Regions from separate parts of the Homo sapiens genome. Here region 2 is linked to region 1. A link is an interaction called in ENCODE POLR2A ChIA-PET data of the cell type or tissue named here. Cell type or tissue: Panc1. All regions are shown on one strand. Links, peaks and the distances in the headings refer to the core of each region. The heading gives the core; the rest is flanking DNA. Region 1 holds the start of CRPPA (CDP-L-ribitol pyrophosphorylase A). Region 2 overlaps LRRC72 (leucine rich repeat containing 72).

What was found. ChIA-PET counts read pairs that join two places held together with the same protein. Peaks named below come from ENCODE experiments on the same cell type or tissue, not always from the same donor. Only the 100,000 strongest peaks of a DNase experiment are listed, where the experiment ranks them.
Region 2: POLR2A ChIA-PET joins it to region 1 with 5 read pairs; 14 of 35 experiments call an interaction of 5 or more read pairs at or near these places.

What each region holds. Positions count from the first base shown.
Region 1 is chr7:16,409,615-16,421,565 of GRCh38, forward strand. CRPPA (CDP-L-ribitol pyrophosphorylase A) reads right to left here and starts at 11,924. Exons shown (of 10, transcript NM_001101426.4): 1 at 11,452-11,924. The coding sequence starts at 11,708. It overlaps LOC105375168 (a long non-coding RNA gene), which reads left to right and starts at 11,072. Exons shown (of 5, transcript XR_007060223.1): 1 at 11,072-11,368. RefSeq lists silencers at 11,515-11,574, 11,595-11,734. In Panc1, for the core only: CTCF peaks have their summits at 11,530 and 11,746; DNase peaks (open chromatin) are centred at 7,432 and 11,087; H3K4me3 peaks cover 1,659 bases; H3K27ac peaks cover 2,568 bases.
Region 2 is chr7:16,563,770-16,579,917 of GRCh38, forward strand. It overlaps LRRC72 (leucine rich repeat containing 72), which reads left to right. Exons shown (of 9, transcript NM_001195280.2): 6 at 2,544-2,633; 7 at 3,622-3,774. Among named protein-coding and RNA genes, the nearest start is that of LRRC72, 45 kb to the left of the region's middle. In Panc1, for the core only: no CTCF peak of the experiment used is centred there; no DNase peak of the experiment used is centred there.

The sequences.
Region 1 (11,951 bases), core at 3,945-11,944:
TCACATAATAATAGCCAATATAAATTAAGCACTATGTCTTAAGCATTTTTTATATTTTAGCTCTTGCAATCTTTACAATACTTCTACACGATCTCTCATACAAGAGACAAAAAGATCCGAATATACAAAGACATTACATTACTTTTTTCTATACTACCATCTTATTCTAAAAATGAAGCAATAAGAAATTTTTACCATTTTTCAAGATAATACAACATTTCATTTTATTTCCTCTTCTAGAATGTAGGCTCCATATAGAGACAATGTCTGTTTTGTCCATTGCCTTACACCTAACTCTTAGTGGGTGCTCAGTACATTATTTGTTGAAAAAATGACTAGTCAGTCTCATCTACTGGGGGCAGTATAACATCTTACAACACAGCATAGTCTCAAGGACTGTGAAAACAAAGGAGGCTCTCATTACCCTGACTAGCTACAAATATATAAATAAATCTAAGAATGAAAACAGCATTCCCTATGCAGTGTGATTTTGTTGATAGTTTTGTTTCTAGGTATTTGACCCTCTGCTCTGGTTTCTAGGTCCTAAGGCTCCTTGAGAGCTGGGATTACTTTCATATTTCACACACCTTGGGAGGATGTTTATCACAATCAAAAATAATTCACTTCAGAACTCCAAAGAACAATCTGTAGTAAACTGTACAGGCAATGAAAGTGATTCTGGAATAAGACTAAACGTGGGTTGTTCTTTGTTTTGTAGCCCATTTCCTAGGCCTTTCATTGCAAATTTAGCAACTGCAGAACTTAGACTGCACTCACAGTTTCAAATTAAAGTTATTAGCAAGTGGTGAGTGACAGTTCTTCAATCCCTCTTAAATGTGGGATTTCCCAAGATTCTGGCTCTACTGCCACGGCTGTGACCCAAACGGTCATCTCTACCATAATTTACTGCACTAGCCCCTCAGCTGTTTCCTCTTACTCTTCTTAACCCAATACAATCCATTCTCACCACTTCTGGATGATCTTTCTCAAGCACAAATCTGAGGTCATCCCCTGCTGGCTCTCGAGCAAGACCCTTCAAGACCTGACCTCAGCCTACTTCATGCACATCACTTGGTCTCTTCCATGCCCTCTTACTCTCATACCCAACTACTCCCTGAAGGGAAGGCATCTCTCATACTCAGGTATTTGCATGTGCTGCTTACCTGGCCTCTCAACACTGTCCCCATCCCTCTCTCCTCCCTAACTGCCCCTACTCCCCGCCAGCCCTGCCCGAGTCTTTCATACTCATCAGTTCTGACTTCAGAGATGGCTCCCTCCAGGAAGCTTTCCCTGACTGCCATTCTGCATACAACATCCCTGCTTCTCAGCTTGCAGAGTGCTTATACACGTAGAGTCCTAAGGACTATACTGCACTGTTTATAACTTTATCTTCCTCACTAGGCTGCCAACTCATAGAAAGCAAAAACTATGTCCCAGAACTTAGCACATACTCAACTTTCAGTAACATAGTAGAAATAACACCTAAGATATATGGAATGTTTGCTAGGTACCAGGCAATCAATGTGTAGAATATTTCGCCTGCAATATCTCAATATCCATATCAGCTCTATAAAGCACATTATCATCATCTCAGCTTTACACATGAGGACACAGGCAGTAACCTGCCCATAATCACACAGCTCAGAAACTAAGGGACCAAGCTGTGATCTCCAGTCTGACTCTGGGGCCTATAACTTTAGCCTCTGTAAATAATGCACCAATACTGTCTCTGAGAGGAAGGTGAAAAATCCAGGAGAGAAAAAATCATTTTGGATCATTGCATCTACAGCACTTCATTTATATTAAGGTTGAAACACGTAATATTCCTGCTTTTATAGTCAAAAGCGCTCAAGTTTCTTATAATTTCTTGTAACTCAGGCAGAAGTAGGCATTCTTTCATGTGTTCCTTTAGTCATTTAACAAACATCAAGTATGTATCAAGCATTTGTCAGGCACTATACTAGATACTGATGAGTCAGTAATGAACAAAGACTGACAGAATTCCTAACTTCTCAACCACATGTCAGTAAGTATCTGTTAAATAAACAGAGAGGAGAATGCTTGAATAATTAGGCATAAAAACTGCTCTTAGATTTATAGAAAGCTACTAAAAGTATTTCATATATACTTCAGCTGTTTATTAGTGTGACATGTTCACTTTTTAATATAGGAGTTATAAGTATGTGTTCAACTAAATAAGTAGTATTTTTAAAGGAAAGATTACAACTTGTCCTCTAAACTATTCACCTGTCACTTTTCATAGTATATTCTACCAGAAAAAAATGGTTAAACTTTTAAGGAAATCAGTTTGCTACTTTTTAAAGAAAATTTACATTGACTTAAATGTTAAAATATGATGAAGAATTAAGAGGCAGATAGGATAACATTTGACATAAAGTAGTCATTCAAGTATCTATTCAATGAATTAACTCCCAATTTTACTAGATTGCCTTAAAATAACTCAAATTCTCCATTCCATCAGACAGAAAACAGCCAGAGTAGATGTAAATAATTACAAACAGACACTTATGGCCTTACACTATTTCAAACAATTGTATGAGACTCTAAACAGAAAATGGCATTTTAAACCAGTATTTCTCAAACTGCCAATTTCGGGTCCCATTAGAGTGTCATAAAATCAGTTTATAGTAAGTTTTAAAGCAACTTTGTTGGGTAAATGAAATGGAAATAGAACAGAAAAATTAAAATGCGTAGCACAGAGATAGGTTGTTTGCATGAATTTTCTTTCAAATGTGCGTGAGTATATAAGTAAATATGCATTTGTCACTGAGCCATGAGGCAAAAACGTAATTCTTGTAACAGGTCAAAAAAAAGTTTGGAAAACACTATTTTAGAACGCTCTTCAGAGACAATAGGCTTATAAAGCTATTTTGGTCAGCAACCAAGCATACACCCAGTACTTGCAAGTCTTTATAAGTACTGTTTGTATTTCTAAGGATTTATTCACATTCTTTTCTAGTTATAGAACTAAAAGTCTTTTATAGTATTAAAATTTAATAATGTAAAATCATGGGACTTAAAAAGACCTTAAGTACCTCACACAGTGTCTACCGATCAAATATTTGCTGAATAAAGAGATCTAGCTTACCTCTTAACTGAGGACAAGTCCACACCAAACCCTCAGCAGCCTAATTCTGTCAAGTTCTCCTGAATATTTCCTTTCTAGCACATTCCATAGGCAAATAGGAACCTAGCCTTAAGCTCTATTACACCTACAGACATTGAGGAAGAAATATAATAACTCAAAAGTTATTTTCTCCTGGAATAACAAATATTGCTTACAGGAATACTCGGCCCAGACAGTTTTAACAGATCTATTGGGAACAGAACATTTTAACAAATGCTTTATGAAACAGATGGGAAAGATCAGGCCCTGTTAACACCTCTGAAAGCCCTCTCATCTAGTCTGCAGAGTTTGGCTGCAAGGGGACAGTGGCAGCTGCTGCTCATTTCCATGGCAGCCTTCACGGAAACTTGGCCTCTGGATTGTACTATGGACATAATTCATAGATTTCTATTTCTCCATACTGACCCTGACGTTTTAGCAGCAAAATATTGAACTGGCATGATGGGGCTGAATCTTGGATTACCTTTGCAATGTGAAGCCTTCCTACTATGGCCCATGAAGGCTCCCGGTTGTCAGGCCTCAGCCTACCTGCCTTAGACTTACCACTTATTTTGAAGGTGTTCCATGCGGTCCTTTGGAAATGTAACACTGACCTCTAATCATCTGACCTGTACAAAATACAAGTCCCATGACTCAGACTTGACCCTTTTATTAAGGAAGCCTTGAGACAAAATTTTAAGTCAAATTCATCTAACCACACAACTAAAAGCTTTCCTTTCTCATTCTGAATCTCTAATACAGTTAATCACTAAGAGCTATCAACACTAGCTACTAAATATTTCTCCTGTCTTCTCTACTCCATTCCTGTTATCTCAGCCTAATTCAAGTGATCAACCTTGTTCATCTGGACTAACATTTATATCTTTACTTGTGTATCTTGTTCAACAGAATTTGCTGTGGTTTTCCAAAATCTAGGACAGCATATGTAAAAGTACACAAGAAAACAAATCGAATAAATGGACAAAAGTTTTTTTAAAAAACAAAGTTAATATACTGAAACACAGACTATGGAGTCTTAAACAATAATGAAATATAGACTTTCATTGATTTCCAAGCCCAATCTCAATCTGAAGATTTAGTTTCCATAATATAAACACATACAGATCTACAAAAGTGATTTTTCTCCCCAAATTTACCTGGAGTTGTCTGACTCAAGGAGACTAATTCACTCTAGCCAAACTGAAAATATTCTGAAACATGAATCAGTGCCAATAGATTAACATACAATGATACACACAACTATCATAAGGTCTAGAATACTTTTTAATCAGTGGAACAGCACATTTTCCTGTAGAAGATTTATAGGGGAGGCCGAGTTATAACAAACTTTGACAAGCATGAAACCATCTAAAGGAAAGTTATCTTAAGCATTGTCCTCCACCTAAGAGAGCTCAAAAACCTCATGAACTATGAGGAAAGCCCTGCCAGACCTTGTTCAAATCCACTGTCAGGAATTCCCAACCCCTACCCAACTCATCACCAAGTCTGAATAAGCATGGCCGAAGTTTGCCTTTCTTAATCCCTTTTGCTGTAGTTGTCATCTTAGTCTATTTTTCAGCTATTCCAGGTTGACCACCCCCCTACCCCAACACACACACACACACACACACACACACACACACACACACACACACACACACCCCATGACACTTTCCTTGTATATTTAAACCAGAAATTAGATTACTGGCAGGAATTTTTGCCTCCTACAACAGATCCAGGGAATACATTTTTTAAAACAGTAAAATCTAGATACATCAATTGATAAATTGTGAGTGAATGTTATGGTTTAATTGTCAGCTTTATGCCCCTGCCAATAACACCATTGTCATCTGATTTCTTGGAGCAACATTTCCTTATAGAAACTCAGGTCACAAAGCGATAGTTATCTAAGTGATTAGTACCCCTAATCTCAGTTTCTTGTTAGTAAAAGGCGAAAACTAAGATTCCCTTTAGTTTATAACCTGGGGTTCAACAATTATATTTCAGTTTGGTTAAAAAGCCAAAACAACTTTTGAAATCCTAGGAACATTTTTAATCAACTTCTGAAAGGGTCTAGTTCCCAGCATAAAGTAGAAATGAGTTGTTATATGTGATCCTTCCTAGTAATAGCCATATGCACAATTCTGGACTACCATTCTTTAAGATTGGAGTATATTAACCTATACACACATTCATGTATACTAATACATATGTCTATACATGTACATGATGTTTAATCATAATATACAAATATATCCACAAACAACATAATCTTGATATGTTAAATACTTAGCTTGTAAATCTCCATTTTCTCAGAGCCTTTAGCCAACATGCCTCAGATACTGGTGGGTTCAGAGGTACTTTTGAATCTCATTTAATCTGATAAGTAGTTTTCTAAGCAGTTTCAATGGCGCAAAGTAGAACTTGGCTAAACTAAAACTGTTCTGATTTTGACAAAAGGAAAATGGACAAGCAATCTGAAGTTCCAGTCAATTCACAAAATGGATTTTCTTTCAATGTCTCCTCCAACTCCTTGATTTTAGAAGAATAGCTACTTTAATATATGGCATGTCTGAAAAGCAGAAAACTTCCTTGAGTCATCTATCTCAGGCACTAAGGATCTCACTGTATCAAAATGTAGTCTCTCTTAATTTCCCCACTGCCATAGAGTACCGAACTCAAGTCATTAGCTGTGCTAATTCTCAGCCAGAGAATAAGCCTCAGTATCTGTTAAAGATCTGGGAATTTTACTCTTCCTTTTGAAGGATTCAATCAGGTGTCCCCTTTTCATTGTTCTACCCCACCTCCAGAGATACCCTGTGCCTCTGATGTCTATACTTTTTCAAGGTCGTATAACTTTAATCATCTTACTTCCTGAGAAGTAAGTTCTACCTGAACTGAAGTTCTACCTGAAGGCTTATGTTTTAGCTTTCCTGGGTTCATTAAATCTGATTAGGTTACCACGCGCCTAGCTCTTGAGTTTATTAGTACTTATCTGCTGCACTTCCTCTCATTCTCCCTTCTGTAGCCATACATTTTTAGCTCCTTTAGATGGGTCAAGGAAGTAGTGGAAACAAATGTATGTGTAAGTGGCAGTCTTTAACTAGAGGCAAGACTAGCCATGTTTCCTTACATTTCCCTATCCCAATTTAGGAATTTGGGGCCAAAGTTCAGAAGTTTCTACCTTCTCTTTTGCAGTCCCCAATTAGTTCAAAATTCCAAAAGACAAATCAACCCATAAGAGTTATTTTCAATGGTAGTTTGAATTTCTTAGGTGAGATATTAAAAAATTACAACTTCTCAACCCTCTATTAGTGAGATAGCAAAAGTTTGGGCAAAGAATATCCTTACTTATGAGGGGCAAATAAAATGAATTTTGAAGTCAAATTCAGGGCATCAATTTCAAACTATACTATAAGGCTACAGTAACCCAAACAGCACAGTATTGGTACACAATAGACACAGACCAATGGAACAGAACAGAGAACCCAGAAATAAAGTTGCCAAAAATAAGCAATTTTTGGGAAAAGGACTCCCTATTCCATAAATGTTGGTAGGATAGCTGGCTAGCCATATCCAGAGGAATAAAACTGGACCCCTACCTCTCACCATACACAAAAATTAACTCAAGATAGATTAAAGATTTAAATGGAAGACCTCCAACTATAAGAATCGTAGAAGAAAACCTAGTAAACACCATTCTGGGCATCAGCCTTGGGAAAGAATTTCTGACTAAGTCCTCAAAAGCAATTCCAACAAAAACAAAAATTGACAACTGAGAGAAAATTAAACTAAACAGCTTCTGCACAGCAGCCAGGTGTGGTCACTCACACTTGTAATGCCAGCACTCTGGGAGGCCGACGCAGGTGGATCACCTGAGCGCAGGAGCTCAAGACCAGCCTGCCCAACATGGCAAAACCCCATTTCTACAAACAAATACAAAAAAAAAAATTATCTGGGCATGGTGGCACGTGACTGTAGTCCCAGCTACTTGAGGGCCTGAAGTGGGAGGATCGCTTGAGCCCAGGAGGTTGAGGCTGCAGTGAGCTGAAATCCTGCCACTGCACTCCAGCCTGGGTAGCACAGTGAGACCCTATCTCCAAAAAAACAATAGAGCTTCTGCACAGCAATTGAAACTATCAGAGTAAACAGTTTTTGCACTCTCAAGCAAAGGCCTAATATCCAGAATCTATAAGGAACTGTAAACAACTGAACCAGCAAAAAACAAATACCCACATTAAAAATGCACAAATGACATGAACAAACACTTCTCAAAAGACAACATCCAAGTATCCAACAAACAAACGTTCCACATCACTAGTCAGAAATGCAAATCAAAACCACAATCAGATACCATCTCACACCAGTCATGATGACTATTATGAAAAAGCCAAAAAAAAACAGATGCTAGCAAGGCTGCAGAGAAAAGGGGAACACTTATACACTGTTACTGGGAAAGTCAATTAGTTCAATCACTGTGGAAAGAAGTTTGGAGATTTCTCAAAGAACTTAAAACAGAACTACCATTCAACCCAGCAATCTCATTAGTGGGTATATATCCAAAAGAAAACAAATGCTTCTACCAAAAAGATGCATGCACCATGTTCATCACAGTGCTATTCACAATAGCAAACACAGGGAATCAACCTAGGTGCCCATCAATGGTGGATTGGATAAAGAAAATATGGTACGTATACACTATGGAATACTATGTAGCCATAAAAAGAACAAAATCAAGTCCTTTGCAGCAACATGATTGCAGCTGGAGGCCATTATTCTAAGCAAATTAACAGAGGAACAGAAAACCAATTACCACAAGTTCTCCTAAGACGGAGCTAAACAATGGGTACTCATGGACATAAAGATGTCAACAACAGACACTGGGGATCACTAGAGGGAGGAGGGAGGGGGCAAAGGTTGAAAAACTATTCAGTACTACACTCATTACATGGGTGATGGGATCAATCATACCCTAAACTTCAGCATCACACAATATACCCAGGTAACAAATCTACACACACATTCCCTCTGAATCTAAAATAGAAGTTGAAGTTATAAAAAAAAAAATCAAATTTGGGGTATCACATACAGCCCTTGAAAAACAAGAAATGACATTCTCTTAGAATAACCTAAATGATTGACAGTGGTGACACCCATTATTTTTCTTATTTGGGACAATGAGAACTGTGCTTTCTCTTTAATAAGCAAAAAGCATGCGTAATTTCTCAACAGAGCAAAAAAGTAGTCTTATAAGGCATTTTATACTTCCATGTCCTTTTCCTTATTTGAATTTGTATAAATTATCTTTTTTAATGAAGTGACTTAAGACTTTTGGCCCCATACCCTAAGAAAACTATCAACAGTCTGTAGGGCTGATCTTTTACAGAAGGAAGTAAGGGCTTTCACTTGGCAAATGGCCAAGCAGCACCCACACACTGCTATAAAGCAAGCTTTCTAAGGACTTCCTAGGATATACCCAAAATATAATCATGTTCCATAAGCTCTTCAGACATAATAGTGATAAAAATGAGCCATGAAGTATTTCAGAATGAAAATTTTGATGAGTTACTATTGCTATTAGGATTTTCTGACTGCTGTTATCAGTTAAGTAAAAGTAGAAGACAAACGTTTTATTTTCCATAAACAAGGCCTTTCCAAACATTATTTTCCTTTAAAAGTGAGTGTATTAGTCTGTTTTCACACTGCTATAAAGAACTGCCCAAGATTAAGTAATTTATAAAGGAAAGAGGTTTAATTGACTCACAGTTCAGCATGGCTGGGGAGGCCTCAGGAAACTTACAAGCATGGTGGAAGGTGAAGGGAAAGGAAGGTGCCTTCTTCACAAGGCAGCAGGAAGGAGAATGAACACAGGAGGAACTACGAAACACTAACAAAACTACCAGATCTCATGAGAACTCACTATCAAGAGACCAGCATGGGGGAAACAATCCCCATGATTCAATTACCTCCACCTGATCTCTGTCCCATGATTCAATTACTTCCACCTGATCTCTCCTTTAACATGCGGGGTTATGGGGATTAAAATTCAAGATGAGATTTTTGGGTGGAGACACAGCCAAACCATATCAGTGAGATTTTTAGTGTCCGCCTATCTTAGACTGCCTCAGAAGATGCAAAAAATTAAAGTTAATGCAAAAGTTTTCTCCATGGGAGAAAAGTTTAGTGTAAAAGTGACTATAATCCCCATAGCTAATTACCACGCAGATAAAGATCCTGCTGGCCAAGACCCATTGTGTCCCACAGAAATGCCTTCATATATGAGCTATGTTGTCACAATGTTCATGGCACTGGAATATTATAGGTAAGTGGTTCATGAAATGGTTTCAGGGACCCCTCTCCCCACTACCCAGAGAAATGGAATAAAGTTAGCAACTGGAATCATTTCAAATTTTGAGTTTCAGATGTAATCATTGGGCAGATTACCTAAATCAGTGATTATGGCTTTTTACACTTCCATTTTCCAAACTCCAATATTCAGAAAGTAAAATAGTCATATGAGAACCTGAAACTGCCTTTGTGAAAATTATAACTGAGGAAATTAGGACAGTGAAAGATCAGTCCTAACTAACTCCATCTTGCTTCTAACCATTAAGCTCATTCCTTGGCATAGGCCGAACTAACCTTGGGAAGGAATTTAGTTTATGGTTTGACTCTGGAACAAAATTGATAATAGCCCTTTCCCAAAAAGACCCCTTTCTTGCCTGGGGACCAGTCTGCCTTCACAGGACTAACAAATTAGCTACAAGATTAGAAATTACAGTTTAGGGGTCATGCATCCTCTGGCTGCAAGAGTCTGAACCTCTCCAAATTGCTCCTGGGGATAACATCACTATTGTAAAACCTAAGATCAGTGCTTGAGATATTTTATAGACCCTTCACTCCATGAATCAGCTGACACCACCCAACCCAGTAATCTGTCTCAACCAGTTCTGCGATCCCACCCAGAAACAGAAGACACCAAGAAAACCTCACATAGACCCCCTATGATTCCATCTCCAAACTCATCAATTCGCACTCCCCACTTCCCGAGCCTCTACCCGCCAAATTATCTTTTAAAACTCCGATCCCGAAATGCTCGATTTGAGTAATAATTTTTGAGTAATAATTTTTTGAGTAATAATTTGATATGAGACTGATTTGAGTAATAATAAAACTCCAATCTCCCGCACAGCCGACTCTGCGTGAATTACTCTTTCTCCATTGCAATTCCCCTGTCTTGATAAATCCGCTCTGTTTAGGCAGGGGCAAGGTGAACCCGTGGGGCGGTTACAAAACAACTTGAACCTTTTGGCTTTTGAAGCATGTGTGAGGGTTTGCGTGGGGCTCCTTTCTGGGGAACGTGCCACTTCCCTTGGACTAGAACCTCACTAGCTTGGTTTTCAAAACCTCCTGCAAAGGCAATGTATGCTAAAGGATGACATCTATCTGGAAATGCAAACGGTTCGCATCAATTCAAGGCTTCACAAACTACCACAGCTCCCCACTGGCTTCAGAGAAGTTCAAACACCTTAGCAAAATTATGTGGATATTTGTAATGCCGCTGCTTCCCACCCCTGCACCCTCGCCCCAAGCTCCACCTCATTACTCAGTGCTAAAAGCAAAGTAAGTTAATATTATAACATACCCCTTCATTTCACTTCCTCAGCTCCTCACGACTGTTCCCCTAGTCCTCCTTATCCCATTCCCTGTCTCCTTCATTTCCCCAACTAGTTAACTTCAGTGCCCTTTCTAAGATAAAGGGGGTATGACCTCAAATTCAGGCTTAAAGCCCTTTCCACCATTGAAAGGTTATTAAATTCTGCTCCTCTCCCCTCCTGCAGCACCTAGTAATTAGCGCAGCCTGTCTCACAGAAGGTGCTCAGTAAATGAATGAAAAAAACGAACACACGCCCTGGAAACTTCAGTGTGCACGTACAACTCAATCCACGCATGCGCGGAGGCAGAGCCCCAGGACCGCGAGACTATCCGCACAGCTTCTCCTCAGGCCCCACAGCTAGAACCCCAAATCGCCTAGTCCCAACCCATGCACTCTCTAATCGGCGCCACACGACGGGCCTTCCCCACAACCTCATCTGCTTGGGGACGTAAAGGGCTCTGTGGGGGAGCTGCAGCTTTCGTGCCCATCTGTTAAAGGCCAGAACTTCCCATCTCTGAAATGCGGGAGGGAACAGAGCTCAAGCTTGAATAACTGAGCGCGGCCCGGCAGTCCCCCAAGTGAAGGTGCTAGCGCTAGAGCAGCGGCAGGGCGGGGAGCGGGAGGCCGGGCCCCAGGGAACCGCGGGGCGCGCCCGGCGCCGCATTACCTCTCCAGGGCCTGTAGGGTGTAGCTGATGAGCGGCCTCTCCAGGATGGGGCAGAATTGCTTCGGGGTGGGGACCCCCATCCTCTCCCCGCACCCCCCGGCAGGCAACACAGCTGCCACGGCTTGCGGGTGGCGCCCGGGCTCGGTCCCGGCCACGCTCTGCAGGGAGGCGGAAGCCGTGTGGTCCGCGCCGCGCTGACCACTCAGGCAAGGACCCGGCTCCGCCGGCCTGGCGCTGCCCGGCGGCCCGGCCTCCATGGCTGCGGGCGGAACGGCGAGCCCCGCTAGCCTCGGGCCGATGCGACCCCGCGCTGCTCCCACCCTCGGCCGGGGTCGCGGGGCGAAGGGCAGACCACGGAGAGGGACGCAGAGCGCGCAAGCAGAAGGCGCCCCCCTCAGCCGTCGGAGCCCCGCTGTTGCTGCCCCGCAGGGGACGATCCCGACAGCTACGGCAGCAGCTGAGGCTGCCGATCTGCCCTCGCGGCTCGGCTGCGGCCTCCG
Region 2 (16,148 bases), core at 5,012-13,011, 160 kb after region 1:
AATGCCTGTCAAGTTATTTAACTCAATTTTTAAAGTTAATTTAAGCAGAGGATGGGCTAACAGTTCAGTTTTCTGATTTCGTGTCATTCAGTTTTTACTTTAGGATGAGATGAATGGTCAACCACAAGTCCATAGAGTTTTTAGTATCAATATGTTGCTAATAAGTAATGTAACAGTAGTAAATCCAAGTTTGGTGTTTTATTCAGCTGAAGCTAGTTTTTAAATTTCCATATAGAAGTTACTTAACCAAGGATTAGCAGAAAAACCCAAGAAATGAAATGAAATGGATAGTAATGTCCTCAGAGGGGAAAGAGAAGACGAAGGGTACACCTAGAGAAAACGTCATTGAAAGATGTTGGTATATTTTCCATTAACGTCATATGTAAAGGCAGACTCTACTTCCAGATGCTATAATGTATAACAGGGTTATGAGGTGTCAGATGTGATTCCCCAAGACAGTAACCACAAAGCAGACTTCTGTACTAAAGCATCTGTGACTTTTTCTTCCTTCTGAGTTCTCATTAGAAACAATTGTGTTTTGCTTTTATATCCTTGAAGAGGGTCCTTTTCTTTACTTTCTCTGGCTCGAACTACAATTCATGATCCCAATGGCTCTTTTATTAGTGGTTTAATATACATCTGTTCTATTCCCTGTCCTGCAGTTATAATTATTTGTTACCACTTTAAAATCCTTCTCTTTCAAGAATAAAATTCAGACCATTTTCTGTCATTTAAGAAATCTTGAAAAAAAAAAAGTTTTATTTTTCTTCTCATTTTCTCCATTACTTACATATTTCCTTTCTTTTAAATTTCTTTGTGGCTCCTGGCTCTACATTTTCCTGTATGCCTTTCCTCACTCCTGTAACTTTTGTTTATTATGTACCAGGTGTCTTCCATTGCCTGCTTTATGTCCCTCTAAAGCTCGCGTTTTCCACAGGGAATAGCTATATATAACGCTTTTATTAGCCAGAAAAAGTTGTGTTTATACAACAAATATCAGAATGCTTTATTACTACAGAGAAAACATCCAGATGATTGATTTTTTTTTTTTAGTTTTTATCTAGCTTGTTATCTTTTAAGCATGCACCTACCCCAATCTTCTTTATGTTACAAACTGCTCTTTAGAAATATTAATCAGTTTTTTCCGAGTTTCTAATGCTTACTATTTTCATGCCTTTATCAAACCTGTATTTTATGAATAGTCTACAACAGTACTCTTAAATTTCACATGTACATTAAGTGAGCTTCATTTTATTGAGTGAAGGAGTTGTGCGGTAGCTGGAGCTCTTTCTACTACTGCCATCTAGTGGTTCTCCTTATTAGGTGTATTTTCAGAAGAATTTCCTAGAAATTGCATGTAGGTAGGTGGAATCCGAATAACTAAAGATTACTGGCCAGGTGCGGTGGCTGATGCCTGTATTTTGGGAGGCCAAGGTGGGCGGATCACGAGGTCAGCAGTTCGAGACCAGCCTTGCCAACATGGCGAAACTCCGTCTCTACTAAAAATACAAAAATTAGCCAAGCGTGGTGGCAGGCGCCTGTAATCCCAGCTACTCAGGAGGCTGAATCAGGACAATTGCTTGAACCCGGGAGGCAGAGGTTGCAGTGAGCAAGATCATGCCATTGCGCTCCAGCCTGGCAACAAGAACAAGACTCTGTCAAAAAAAAAAAAAAATGCCCAACTGAAAATCATTAAAGTTTTATTTCACATTGTATTGAAAAAATATGTTTATTATCATCTAGGATGAATAGGGAAAATATCTTTTTTTAAAAATAAAGCCCTCACAACTTCTAGTTGAGGATGTTTAAAAACATAACTATGTGCTGATTCCCAAGGGATATGATGTCAAAAGTGCCAGGGCTGCTTCTGCATCCACATGCCCCCTTCTTCCAACCACTGCATTAGGAAGTGCGGTTTATCACACATCCTAGCACCTGCACACCAGGATCTCAGAACTGCACGTGCCTGGCCAGAGGTAGACAAGATGCAAGAGCCACTTCTGCTCAGCTCTGGTCCTGCTGAGATCTGAAGCTACTATTGACACATTCTGAACTATGAGCAATGGTGTGGAGGAAGTAAGTTCTATTAGAGCCGGGTGTTGTGTCTCTGCCTATCTTCACACATGCACCCTTGTGAACTTGGAGACTGAAAGAAGAGTACCAAGTGATATTTTAATAAAAAGTAGCCTCAAGACTCCAATAGAGCTGATATCTAGTTCTTCATTTACTAACTTATTTATGGACATGTTAAAAATTTCCCTCATTTGTTGCAGACTTGGGTCAATGATTTGATCATAGCCCTTAGCACAGTTCCTAGTGGATAGTAAGCACTTGGTAAATATTTGTTGAATGAATGAATTTAACAGATAGAAAAATTAACTGGTGCTCTAAGTAAAGGTTTAATGGGTCTATTGCTTGATATGGAGAAGAGCTTTACAAGTTCTTATGTTTTATACGAATCTCTTAATTTTTTGTATTTTATAAGTGATAAGTGAAACTGATTTTGAAATCTGACATTTTTATTTTGGATTCTTCATTTGCAGGTCTATACCAAAATCCTTTGTGCCAATATAACCTGTATCGTTTATATATCATCTACCACCTTCCAGGAGTGGAGCTGCTTGACCGAAATCGTAAGGACCCTTCCTTCTTGCAAAGAAATATTTGAGAAGTAGTCTTATAGCTCAGCGGTTTAAAAACGAAGACTACCTTTGAAAATATGTCTTTGTAAAAAATATATCTTTGAATAATTGTCTTTTTAATGGAAGTTTTTCAATTATTTATTTTTGAAAGACTTGCTCTCTAAAATTTGCCCTAATTTAGAAATTCATGTCTCTTTACTACTTTATTAGAAAGGCCCTCTAACTGAGCTGAGGAAAGTATTCCTTCTGGTCCTGGTTTTGACATTAACAGGTTGGATGCCAAATCGTTTACTTCCTGGCACCTTAGTTTCTTATCTCAAAAGTGAGGGAATTGGAATAAATCTCATAAGGCCAGTTTAAGTTCTAAAAGTCGTGATTTAAAAATTCTGTAAATATATATATATTGAAACATACAATGAATGATGACTTCTTTATGAATACATCTTCAAGATAGCATGTCAGATTTCTATAAGCCACATGCACACACACACACAATCAACCTCAGCATATTACACTTAACATTTTTTGAGGCCTATTTTGCCCCCAAATGCTATATTATCTATCTACTTACCTTTCTGTCTCTGCAGGTTTGAACATTCTTAATAGTTTATTACTGAGTAACCACTTTCTATAGGATACATCGGAAACTTATGGTTATACCTCTCCTTTCTAATAGCCTTGAGGAAATGAAAGGATGTTTCATGCTAAAATTTTAATCATCCTTGGTGATGTGTTAAAGGGTGTTTGGGATGCATTAGATTGAAGGATTAAGCTCTGTCTTGTGACATGTGGGGTGTATATTGAGTGCTTGTAAGATTATGGAAATAAGCGTGATAGCCCCTTTACAAAACAGTTTTGACAGGATGTTCTCATATATCATAGTTTAGATAAATACATTCTTGAAAGTGTTCAGTTCTATTTTGAATCACTCCGCCTATTTATAATGTTATGCAATAACATTACTTTTTGCATTTATCAGAAGTTACAGAAAAAGAAAGAAGATCAATGATTACCATTTTTAACCATAAAAAGGCTCATATCGTTCAATCAATAGCATTCGGAGGAAAAGTGGATGCTTCATGGGATCCTAAATCACCATTTAAGCAAAAACCAGCCCAGAGAGTACCTTCAGGTATTTCGTAAAAAAAAAAAAAAAAACAAATTTAATGAAATTAAAACTCCTCAAACTTTTGGGTAATTTGATTGTAATAATAACAACTACAATTTACAATAAACTTAAGTATCTATGTAATGGAATAATTTCTAATATATTTGCTAACCTTATAATACTTTTAGTCCAGTTAAAGTAGGTATGCAATTTTCATCCTCACTCATGCATGTGAAATTAAATGGGGTGCTGTGATAATAACGAGATAATACATTGAAGCCTCTATCCCAGTACCTAACACAGTATAAAGGGCTCAATAAATAAGCCATTGTTATTTTTATTACCACTAACATGGATGATTTTACCAATTAAGTCTATATAATTTTTGATAATATAGAAAAAACATGAAGAAGAAATAAAGATCATCTGCAATTCTACCATGCAGAAATAAGCACTGGTAATATTTTGATTATACTCACATACAGGGTCATTATATGCAAGTATAACTTGAATATTTTCAGGATGTTTCATTTGTAGGAATTTAATTTCATATTTGTAACAGAAATGCAAAAAAAAATAGGGGTTTAGTTTTCTCAGACAGCAAAGAATAGAAAGATAGGGTATCTAGGGTTAGCATAAAGTTCTACAATGTTGTCACTGTTCAAGGATATATCTGTCTTTTGTTCTGCTACTCTTAGTGTGCTTTATGATTACAAGGTGGCTGGTGTACCCCCAAGCCTCACATCTCCATTCCACGAAGGAAGAGAGGGTGGATAAGAAAAGGTGCAAAGGTAAAATCCTTTTCTTTATGACACTTCGCCAAAGAGACAACATACATTTTTAAAAAACCAAACCAATTATCTAGAAATAAAGGGGAAATTGAATTAAAAAATAGTTTGGAAGAAATTACCCAGAATGCTAAATGGAGAAAGAAAGCAATAGAAGATATGAATTAGATATTGAGAAAAGGAGAGACATTAGAAAGAGAAGGTCCAATATAACTTCAGTAATAGTTCCTGAAAAACAAATTATAGATAGAAATTGAGCAGAAGGTAATGTTTAAAGTGATAATGGCTGGAAATTTTCCCAAACTGATAAATAAATTCTTAGACTGACCAGACAATTACCAGAATTGGCAAAGAATTCTTAGATGCACCAGACAAAATGAATCCAAACACAAAAAAGACACATAACAACAACAACAACAACAAGAGTCTTCACCAAAGGCAAAACCATCTTAAAGCAGTCGGAGAGAAAACCCAGATGACCTACAAAAGAATAACACAGAGATTCACAACAGACTCTCCAACTACAATCGTGGAAGTCAAAAAACAGTGATCGAAAGTTTTTAAAATGCTGAGGACAAGTAATGGCCAACCAAGAATTTTATAACCAACTCAATTATTATTCAAGAATGAGCGAAAGGTAAAGGAAAAGAAAAAGAAGAATGAGGACAAAATTAAGACTTCCCTGAACTTTTTATTGTGAAAATTTTCTAACAGGAAAAGTTAAAGAATATTAAAATAAATATTGGTATATGCCCACATATATTCAACAAGTGTTCATATTCTGCTATATTTACCGCCCTCCATATCTGACGCTTTGCCTCTTTATTTAAGGACAGGTGGCCAGGTGCGGTGGTTCACACCTGTAATCCCAGCACTTTGGGAGGCCGAGGCGGGCAGATCACCTGAGGTCGGGAGTTTAAGACCAGCCTGACCAACATGAAGAAACCCCATCTCTACTAAAAACAAAAATTAGCCAGGCATGGTGGCACATGCCTGTAATCCCAGCTACTCAGGAAGCTGAGGCAGGAGAATCACTTGAACCTGGGAGGCGGAGGTTGCAGTGAGCCATTGCACTCTAGCCTGGGCAACAAGAGCGAAACTCCATCTTAAAAAACAAAAAAACAAGGACAGGTCTCCTCAGAAGACCTTAGAAGTCATTCCTAAATGAATGACTTACACTGCATTTGGCATTTCCAACTACAGTGTAAATTGGAAAATCAATGTATTGCCAAAGGATTAAAATGTTTCAGCAGCAGACATCATTACATTTCACTCCTGTCAACCTAAAAAAAGACATCAGAGAAAAATATCTCTTAAGATAATGAATTTATTTGGGAGTAAGCAAAAAGAATTATAACCCAGGATGCACAGCTATGGCAAGCCACAGGTGCAAGAGAGGAAGGGAAGGGAAGGGAAGGAAGCTTTTTATTTGGGAAAAAGTGGCCAGGCGTGGTGGCTCAAGCCTGTAATCCCAGCACTTTGGGAGGCCGAGGCAGGCAGATCATTTGAGGTCAGGAGTTTGAGACCAGCCTGGACAACATGGCAAAACCCAGTCTCTATTAAAAATGCAAAAATTATCTGGGTGCAGTGATGGCACCTGTAATTCCAGCTACTTAGGAGGCTGAGGCAGGAGAATCGCTTGCACCTGGGAGGTGGAGGTTGCAGCGAGCCGAGATCACGCCATTGCACTCCAGCCTGGGCAACAGAGGGAGATTCCTTCTCAAAAAAGAAAAGAAAAAAAAAAAAGAATTCACATAAGCCTCTTGGAAGCACAGTTCATTGATTCCAGAGGCCCAAAGCTACGAGTTCATTGGTGGAGATTCTGTTACTAGGCAAATGTTCTTTTGAGAGGATCTTATCTGAATTGTTGAGTCCTAAAGAATGTATAGTGATAAACTTGGTCATAGAAATGTGTGCATACATGAGAAATGTAGGTTATGACAAACATGAGTTGTGTGCAGGACACAAAATAATGTATTGTGGGGGTTATTTTGGAATGCCCTTGAGACAGGTCTTATCAGACATGCAAGCATGAGCTCTCCTTACTGCCTTCTGGCTCCAATTTGTTTGATTCTGACAAGAGTGATTTCATCCTGGTATCTGCAACTTTCACACTTTTAAATAATTTAGACTGAAAGTTTAAAAATAAGGACATTTTCCTGTTAACCATAATGTCACTCTCACACCTTAGAAAAAAACTGGTTTGTTTATATTACTTAAAATATAACTCGCCAGGCGTGGTGGCTCATACCTGTAATCCCAGCACTTTGGGAGGGCTAGGTGGGCGGATCACCTGAGGTCAGGAGTTTGAGACCAGCCTGGCCAACATGACAAAACCCCATCTCTACCAAAAAATACAAAAATTAGCTGGGTTTGGTGGCGAGCACCTGTAATCCCAGCTACTCAGGAGGCTGAGGTATGAGAATCGCTTGAACCCAGGAGGTGGAGGTTGCAGTGAGCCAAGATCACACCACTGCACTCCAACAGAACGAGACCCTCTCTCAAAACAAACAAACAAACAAAAAACCCATATTCACATTTTCTCAATTGTTCCAAAAAGGTTTCTACAGTGCTTTTTCAAACCAGAATCTAGTCAAGATTCACAATTAGATTTTTTATGCTCTTCAGTGTCTTTTAATTTAGAAGAGATTCCCTGGTTTTTGTTTCTGTTTTTTTTTTTTTCTTCCATGACTTTTTGAAGAGAACAGGCCAGTTATACTGTAGAATGCCTCAATTTTAAATTACTTCCTTAAGGTGTCATTCGATTTGTTCCTTTATTCCTAGTATTTCCCATAGAATGAAAGTAACATCCATAGGACATGTTGTAGGTGCAGAGGAGCATAGTGTAAGGCAGTGGCTTTCAGAGTGTAAAACAAAAATGGAATTCTAAGGCCCGTCAATCATCTGAATGACCCTTCCTCTTGGCCAAGAGCATTCCAAGTTAACCTGAAAAATTTGTTCAGGCCGTGAGGGAAGGGGGCTCCGGACATGCCTCCTTATACCCCCCTCCCTTTTGGAATTCAGGAAAAGCCAACCAGCATTAACATCAACACAGATATTAAGTCTGATAAATATTTACGGTTGTGGTGGCCGGCAAGATGGCCGAATAGGAACAGCTCCAGTCTGCAACTCTGAGCGAGATCCACACAGAAGGCGAGTGATTTCTGCATTTCCAACCGAGGTACCTGGCTTACCTCACTGAGATGGGTTAGACAATGGGTGCAGCCCACGGAGGGACAGCCAAAGCAGAATGGGGTGTCGCCTCACCCGGGAAGTGCAAAGGGTTGGAGAACTTCCTCCCCTATCCAAGGGAAGCCATGAGGGACTGTGCCTTGGGGAACGGAGCTATCCGGCCCAGATACTACACTTTTCCCATGGTCTTCACAACCCTCAGACTAGGACATTCCCTTGGGTGCCTACACCACCAGGGCCCTGGGTTTCAAGCACAAAACTGGGCGGCCATTTGGGCAGACACCGAGTTAGATGCAGGAGGTCTTTTTTCATACCCCAGTGGCACCTGGAATGCCAGAGAGACAGAACTGTTCAGTCCCCTAAAAAGGAGTCTGAAGCCAAGGAGCCAAGTGGTCTAGCTCAGCGGATCCCACCCCGACAGAGCCCAGCAAGCTAAGATCCACTGGCTTGAAATTCTCCTTGCCAGCACAACAGTCTGAAGTCGACCTGGGTCGCCCGAGCTTGGTGGGGGGAGGGGCATCTGCCAAAACAGAAGCTTGAGTAGGTGGTTTTCCCCTCACAGTGTTAACAAAGCCGCCAGGAAGTTCAGACTTCAGGACTAAACCAGGAAGAACTCAAATCCCTGAACAGACCAATAACAAGTTCTGAAATTGAGGCAGTAATTAATAGCCTGCCAACCACAAAAGCCCAGGACCAGATGTATTCACAGCTGAGTTCTACCAGAGGTACAAAGAGGAGCTAGTACCATTCCTTCTGGAACTATTTTAAACCATAGAAAAAGAGGAACTCCACCCTAACTCATTTTATGAGGCCAGCATCATCCTGATACCAAAACCTGGCAGAGACACAACAACAAAAAATTCCAGGCCAATATCCCTGACGAACATCAGTGCAAAAATCCTCAATAAAATACTGGCAAACTGAATCCAGCAGCACATCAAAAAGCTTATCCACCATGATCAAGCCAGCTTCATCCTTGGGATGCAAGGCTGGTTCAACATATGCAAATCAATAAATGTAATCCATCGCATAAACAGAACCAATGACAAAAACCACATGATTATCTCAATAGATGCAAAAAGGCCTTCAATAAAATTCAACACCCCTTCATGCTAAAAATCCTCAATAAACTAGGTATTGAAGGAACATATATCAAAATAATAAGAGCTATTTATGACAGACCCACAGCCAATATCATACTGAATGGGCAAAAACTGGAAGCATTCCCTTTGAAAACTGGCACAAGACAAGGATGCCCTCTCTCACCACTCCTATTCAACATAGTATTGAAAGTTCTGGCCAGGGTAATCAGGCAAGAGAAAGAAATAAAATGTATTCAAATAGGAAGAGAGGAAGTCAAACTGTCTCTGCTTGCAGATGACATGATTACATATTTAGAAAACCCCATTGTCTCAGCCCAAAATCTCCTTAAGCTGATAAACAACTTCAGCAAAGTCTCAGGACACAAAACCAATGTGCAAAAATCACAAGCATTCCTATACACCAATAATAGACAAACAGAGAGCCAAATCATGAGTGACTCCCATTCACAATTGCTACAAAGAGAATAAAATACCTAGGAATACAAATTATAAGGGATGTGAAGGACCTCTTCAAGGAGAACTATAAACCACTGCTCAAGGAAATAAGAGAAGACACAAACAAATGGAAAAACATTCCATGTTCATGGATAGGAAGAATCACTATCGTGAAAATGGCCATACTGCCCAAAGTAATTTACAGATTCAATGCTATCCTCATCAAGCTACCATTGACTTTCTTCACAGAATTGGAAAAAAACTACTTTAAATTTCATATGGAACCAAAAAAGAGCCTGTATAGCCAAGACAATTCTAAGCAAAAAGAACAAAGCTGGAGGCAACACACTGCCTGATTTCAAACTATACAACATGCCTACAGTAACCAAAACAGCATGGTACTTGTACCAAAACAGATATATAGACCAATGTAACAGAACAGAGGCCTCAGAAATAATGCCACACATCTACAACCATCTGATCTTTGACAAACCTGACAAACACAAGCAATGGGGAAAGGATTCCCTATTTAATAAGTGGTGTTGGGAAAACTGGCTAGCCATATGCAGAAAACTGAAACTGGACCTCTTCCTTACACTTTATACAAAAATTAACTCAAGATGGATTAGAGACTTAAATGTGAGACCTAAAACCATAAAACCCTAAAAGAAAACTTAGGCAATACCATTCAGGACATAGGCATGGGCAAAGACTTCATGACTAAAACACCAAAAGCAATGGAAACCAAAGCCAATATTGACAAATGGGATCTAATTAAACTAAAGAGCTTCTGCACAGCAAAAGAAACTGTCATCAGAGTGAATAGGCAACCTACAGAATAGGAGAAAATTTTTTCAATCCATCCATCTGATGAAGGGCTAATATCCGGAATCTACAAGGAACTGAAACAAATTTGCAAGAAAAACACAACCTCATCAAAAAGTGAGTGAAGCATATGAACAGGCACTTCTCAAAAGAAAACATTTATGCAGCCAACAAACATACGAAAAAAAGCTCATCATCACTGGTTATTAGAGAAATGCAAATAAAAACAACAATGAGATACCAACTCATGCCAGTTAGAATGGCAATCATTAAAAAGTCAGGAAACAACAGATACTGGAGAGGATGTGGAGAAATAGTAATGCTTTTACACTCTTGGGGCAGTGTAAATTAGTTCAACCATTGTGGAAGACAATGTGGCGATTCCTCAAGGATCTAGAACCAGAAATACAATTTGACCCAGCAATCCCATTACTGGGTATATACCCAAAGGATTATAAATCATTCTACTATAAAGACACATGCACACATATGTTTATTGCAGCACTATTTACAATAGCAGAGACTTGGAACCAACCCAAATGCCCATCAATGATAGACTGGATAAAGAAAATGTGGCACATATACACCATGGAATACTATGCAGCCATAAAAAGGATGAGTTCATGTCCTTTGCAGGGATGTGGATGAAGCTGGAAACCATCATTCTGAGTAAACTAACACAGGAACAGAAAACCAAACACTGCATGTTCTCACTCATAAGTGGGAGTTGAACAATGAGAACACATGGACGCAGGGAGAGGAACATCACACACTGGGGCCTGTCGGGGGCTGGAGGGCTGGGGGAGGGATAGCATTAGGAGAAATACCTAAAGTAACTGATGGGTTGACGGGTGCAGCAAACCATCATGGCACATGTGTACCTATGTAACAAGCCTGCACGTCCTGCACATATATCCTAAAACTTAAAGTATAATAAAATATATATATATATATTTTATACTTGTCTAACTCACCAGGCATGGTGGCTCACGCTTGTAATCCCAGCACTTTGGGAGTCCAAGGCAGGCGGATAATTTGAGGTCAGGAGTTTCAGACCAGCCTGGCCAATATGGTTAAACCCCGTCTCTACTAAAAACACAAACTTAGCCAGGCATGATGGCGGGCACCTGTAATTCCAGCTACTTGGGAGGCTGAGGCAGGACAATCGGTTGGACCCGGGAGTTGGAGGTTGCAGTGAGGTGAGATCGCATCACTGCACTTTAGCCTGCGTGACAGAGTAAGACTCTGTCTCAGAAAAAGAAAGAAAAGGAGGGAGGGAGGGAGGGAGGGAGCAGGCTGTGACCCAACCACCTTGGGCACATGTTCTCAGGATCTCCTGAGGGCTGTGTGATAGGCCATCGGTCACTCATATTTGGCTCAGAATAAATCCCTTCAAATATTTTACAGAGTTTGACCCTTTTCATCAACAAGGGTATGGTCCCCAATCCAGCAGCATCAATATCACTTAGAAACTTGTTACCAATTCTTGCCCCAAACCAGATTTACTAAACTAGAAACAAGTGTGGGACCTGAGAAGCTGTGTTTTATAAAGCCCTTCAGATGATTCTGATGTACACTCAAGTCAGAGATCAACCAATAGAGAGGTGGTAGTACCAGTGTGGGATTAGACTCCCTTGGGTTTGAATACCAGATCTGCTAATAATTATAAGTTTTATTTTGGACATTTGCTTTAGATTTCTGATTTTTAAAATGAGTATAATATCTTGCTTTGACTGTTATGCTTGATATGTAAAACATTGAGATACTTGATCTGACACATACCAAGTGTACAATAAGTTGAACTATTGTGTTAATCAGCCACTTCCTTGGTTTATGTAAAAGTCCTTCCTTTTACTTCATGTGAGAGGTGATGGCCCAAATGGAATGTTATTGGAGTAGACCATGCTGTGGTAGGAAAGGAGTCTTTAGATAGAAAATCTCCCCTCTTAAAAACAGCGAATGCACACAATAACAAACAATGCAAGGTCAGCCCCCACAATCTATTTTTCAGTGCTATAATTATTATTGGTGTGATCCCTACCTTTAGGGATCTACATTTCTTTTGTTTAACCAGATTGCTGGAAGAACTATAATCCTTTTTAAATTCTCTTTACTCCTTTTCATATTGAACCTCCAAAAACAAAATCAGGAGCAGAAAAGATAGGGAGAGTATTTTATTGCATTTGAAACTTTTTCTTCTTAATTAAAAGATATGTTGACTAAAGCCTCTAATAATCGATAGGACAATTATTATAAATCTACTCATTTTCCACAAAAGGCCGCTATATCATAGCAACTAAAAAGTATTTTTAGCCCAGAGTATGGCTTATTTTAGCATATCTTAATTAAGCAAACATTTGTAATAAAACTAATAAAACGCGCTATGTAAATTTTTAAAATTTATCCATATAGTTTTGCAGCTTCTATATTTGTTTTTTTATAAATCTTACCTTATGGTGACATTCTAAAAAATTATAAGAGTAATTCTAAGAGAAATATGAATTATTTTATTGGAAAGAAACTACACTTAAAAATGTTTATGAGGCAATTGTAAAGCCACATTTTGATTTTATTATCCTTCATCTGAAGTTAAGAAACCAATTATATTTCTAATATCTTGAGAAGCAAGATCAATTTTAAGTTTTCTTCAAGTCCCATCTATCAGTCCTTATCAAATAAGTATGGTTAAAAGGGTTGTACCAATTTTCATTACTGTCTCTGGGTTTTATTGCATGATAGCCAATATTCTCAGAACCAAAACACTTTGGGCTTCTACCTGGCTTTAAGAACCTGATTTGCAGATTTTTCACCAATTACCTATATGTAAATGTAGAAAGACATTAAGGGGTATTTAAAATAAAATACCAACAAGCTTTTAAAATGTCCATTAGTGGTCCAAAAGTGAAGCTGCCAGATTTCCACCATGTTTGCTCAAGACAGAGCTCCAGGTGCTGAGCCCAAGCTGGGGTATAGTGTCACAGAGCCTGGGCCTGGCAGGTGAGGCATGTACTACTAGGGAAGACAGAAGGGTAAGGCCAAAAAGGAAGACCAGGCAGACTATTTAACAAACAGCAATTCACCAAAGAGTGCACCAGTACAGACAAGGCAGGACACAATCCAGAGAAAACAGATAATTGAAAGGTATGAGCTGGGAGATCAACGGCTCAGGAAATCAAGTCTTGAAGACATTTCTGACTTTGGGTAGCTATGACATATCAGGCACACCCAGAAGAGTAAATGCCAACTGCTACCTATGCATGAAGGTTCAGGTAGGTATTAGAGGTCAATGTGAGATCTAGAGATTGTTTGGCATAGGGCTGAGCAACTGAGGGAGTTGTGTACAAGAATTTGTGAAGGGAAAAATCAGCAGTCAACAGAGCTTCCATGTTGCATAACTCCAGTGGACACTCTTTGCACAGAAAACATTTACTGAGGCCCCCCAAGAATTGTGCCATAAAGTAGCCCTGGGCCAAAGAGATAAACTAGAATTACTTTCTAAGGGAGATACCATATACAAAAATAGATTCCAGAGAGATTGAATATCTAAATGTAAATGAAATCAGGAAGTTCTGGAAGAAAATACTTTCATAATCCCAAAGTGAAGGCCAATCAAAGCCTCACACAAAACTCAGAGGGCATCAAAGAGAAATGTTGACAGATTTAACTACATGAAAATGAAAAACAATTATATGTATCCCATAAATATGTACAACTAGTATGTATCATAATAATTAAAAATAAAAAGCATCATATAGGAAGAAAATTAAAATGCAAAATTGGAGGAAGTCTTTATAACATATATAATAGGCAGAAGTTAACACTCATAATTTCTAAAGGACATCTCCAAGTCAATTTAAAAATCCCAGTAGAAAACAAAATAAACGACATGGACAAGACATATATACAAAGAAAGAAATGTAAATAATGATCAGCTTCACTAACGATCAAATAAATGGAAATAAAAACAATGAGATACCATTTTCATCCAACAAGTAGGCAGAAGTTTTAAAGGGTTGTTAAAGATGAGGGGGGAACGAGCACAATTCATGTTATTGATGGGAATGTAAACTCGTTCAACTCTCTTGGATGACCATATGGCAGTATCCACCAACATATAAAATGTGCAAACCATTTGACACAGCAACTAAATTTGATCTCTCCCCTACAGAAGTGCTTGCACATATGGACAAAGAAAAAATATATAGGTATAAGGCTGCATGTTGCAACATTTTTTATAATAGCAAAAGTAGTAGAAACAATTTAAATGGTCATTCATAGGAGAATGTTAAATAGACTATGGCACATTTGTATAATACAAACTATTCCATTATAGAATTAATCCATAATATATTTGGAGGTATTAAAAACACCTTGGCAAGGCGGGCAGATCACCTGATGTCAGAAGTTTGAGACCAGCCTGGCTAACATGGTGAAACCCCGTCTCTATTAAAAATACAAAAATTAGCCAGGCGTGGTAGCAGGCGCCTGTAATCCCAGCTACTCAGGAGGCTAAGGCAGGAGAATCGCTTGAACCCAGGAGGCAGAGGTTGCAGTGAGGCAGAGGTTGCAGTGAGCCGAGATCGTGCCACTGCACTCCAGCCTGGGCAACAGAGTGAGACTCCATCTCAAACAAAAACAAAACGAAAACAAAAAACAAAACCACACACATTGAAAAAATAGTATACTATGAGTAATAACAAAATTAGAATTTTGTCAACAAACAAATCTCTATGTATATATACATGTATGTGTGTGAGTACACGTGTGACATATAGGCTGGAAACATACATACAAAACTTTTAATAGTGATACTTAATAGTAATAAGAGGAAGTGGAAATTTCCCTTTTTACTCACTATTTTCTTTATTGTTTATATTCATTGTAAGTAAAGTATGCGCTTTTTGTAATTAAAAATGAAGACGAGAACAGGGAAATCCTGTCATTTTTTGACAATATGGATGACACTGGAGAGCGTTATACTAAATGAAATAAGACAGACACAGAAGAACAAATACTGCATGATCCCACTTATATATGGAATCTAAAATAGTCAAACTCATAGAAGCAGAGAGTAGAATGGTGATTGCCAGGTGCTGTGGGGAAGGGGAAATGGGGAGATGTTAGTCAAAAGGTACAAAGTTTAAATTATATTACACAAATGAATAAATTCTAAAGATCTTATATGATGTGACTATAGTTAGCCGTATTGTATACTTGAAGTTTACTAAGAGAGTAGATCTTAAGTGTTCTCACCACGTATACACAAAAAATGGCAACTGTCTGGCTGATGAATATGTTAATTAGATTGAGTGTGATGATTATTTCACAATGAATACGTATATTAAAACATCAAGTCGTACACCTTAAATATATACAGTTTTTATTTGTCAATTATACCACTAAAGCTGGGAGAAAAATGTAGAAAAAGAAAGAGCCTAGGATGATCAGAAACGCATGAGAGACTTTCGTTAGCCACTTGTGAAGGGAATAATGCTATGAATTCAAAGGCAGAGAGGCTTTGTGGTCGCTGCTGCTTGTGGAATGGCAAGAGGTGATACTGTGGGCTTCTCTGGCACAACAGGTGCTAGTAAAATCCATCTCTGTACGGGCCCTAGGCTTTCCGGAGGGAAATCAACAAAGCAGTGACAGTCTCTGGAAGACACCGTAAGAAATCCAGGTTTTGAGGACTAGTCTTGGAGCTTCAAAGCTAGGAAGATCTAGATTCTTGTGATCTAGTATTTGTTTATTCCGTTTCTTTAAAGTTAATGCTAAGAATCCAAATGGTTGAAATGTTCCTAAATATTTCCCCTCATTTGGACTGTTAGTCCATTTATAGATGCATGTGCCTTTCGGAAGAAAAGGGATAGGTTTCTGCATATCAGCCTCAATATCTTAATTATAAAAATTCCCACTTGGATTCCATTGGTACATTATAAATTGACTAAGCTTTCTGTTCTCAGGGTTTTGAGATTTGTATTGTATTAAAAAAATTTGCCCCAAAACCTAAGGCAAAACCCACTATATCTAAGAGAAAGTTTTGCTTTGGAGTTAGATA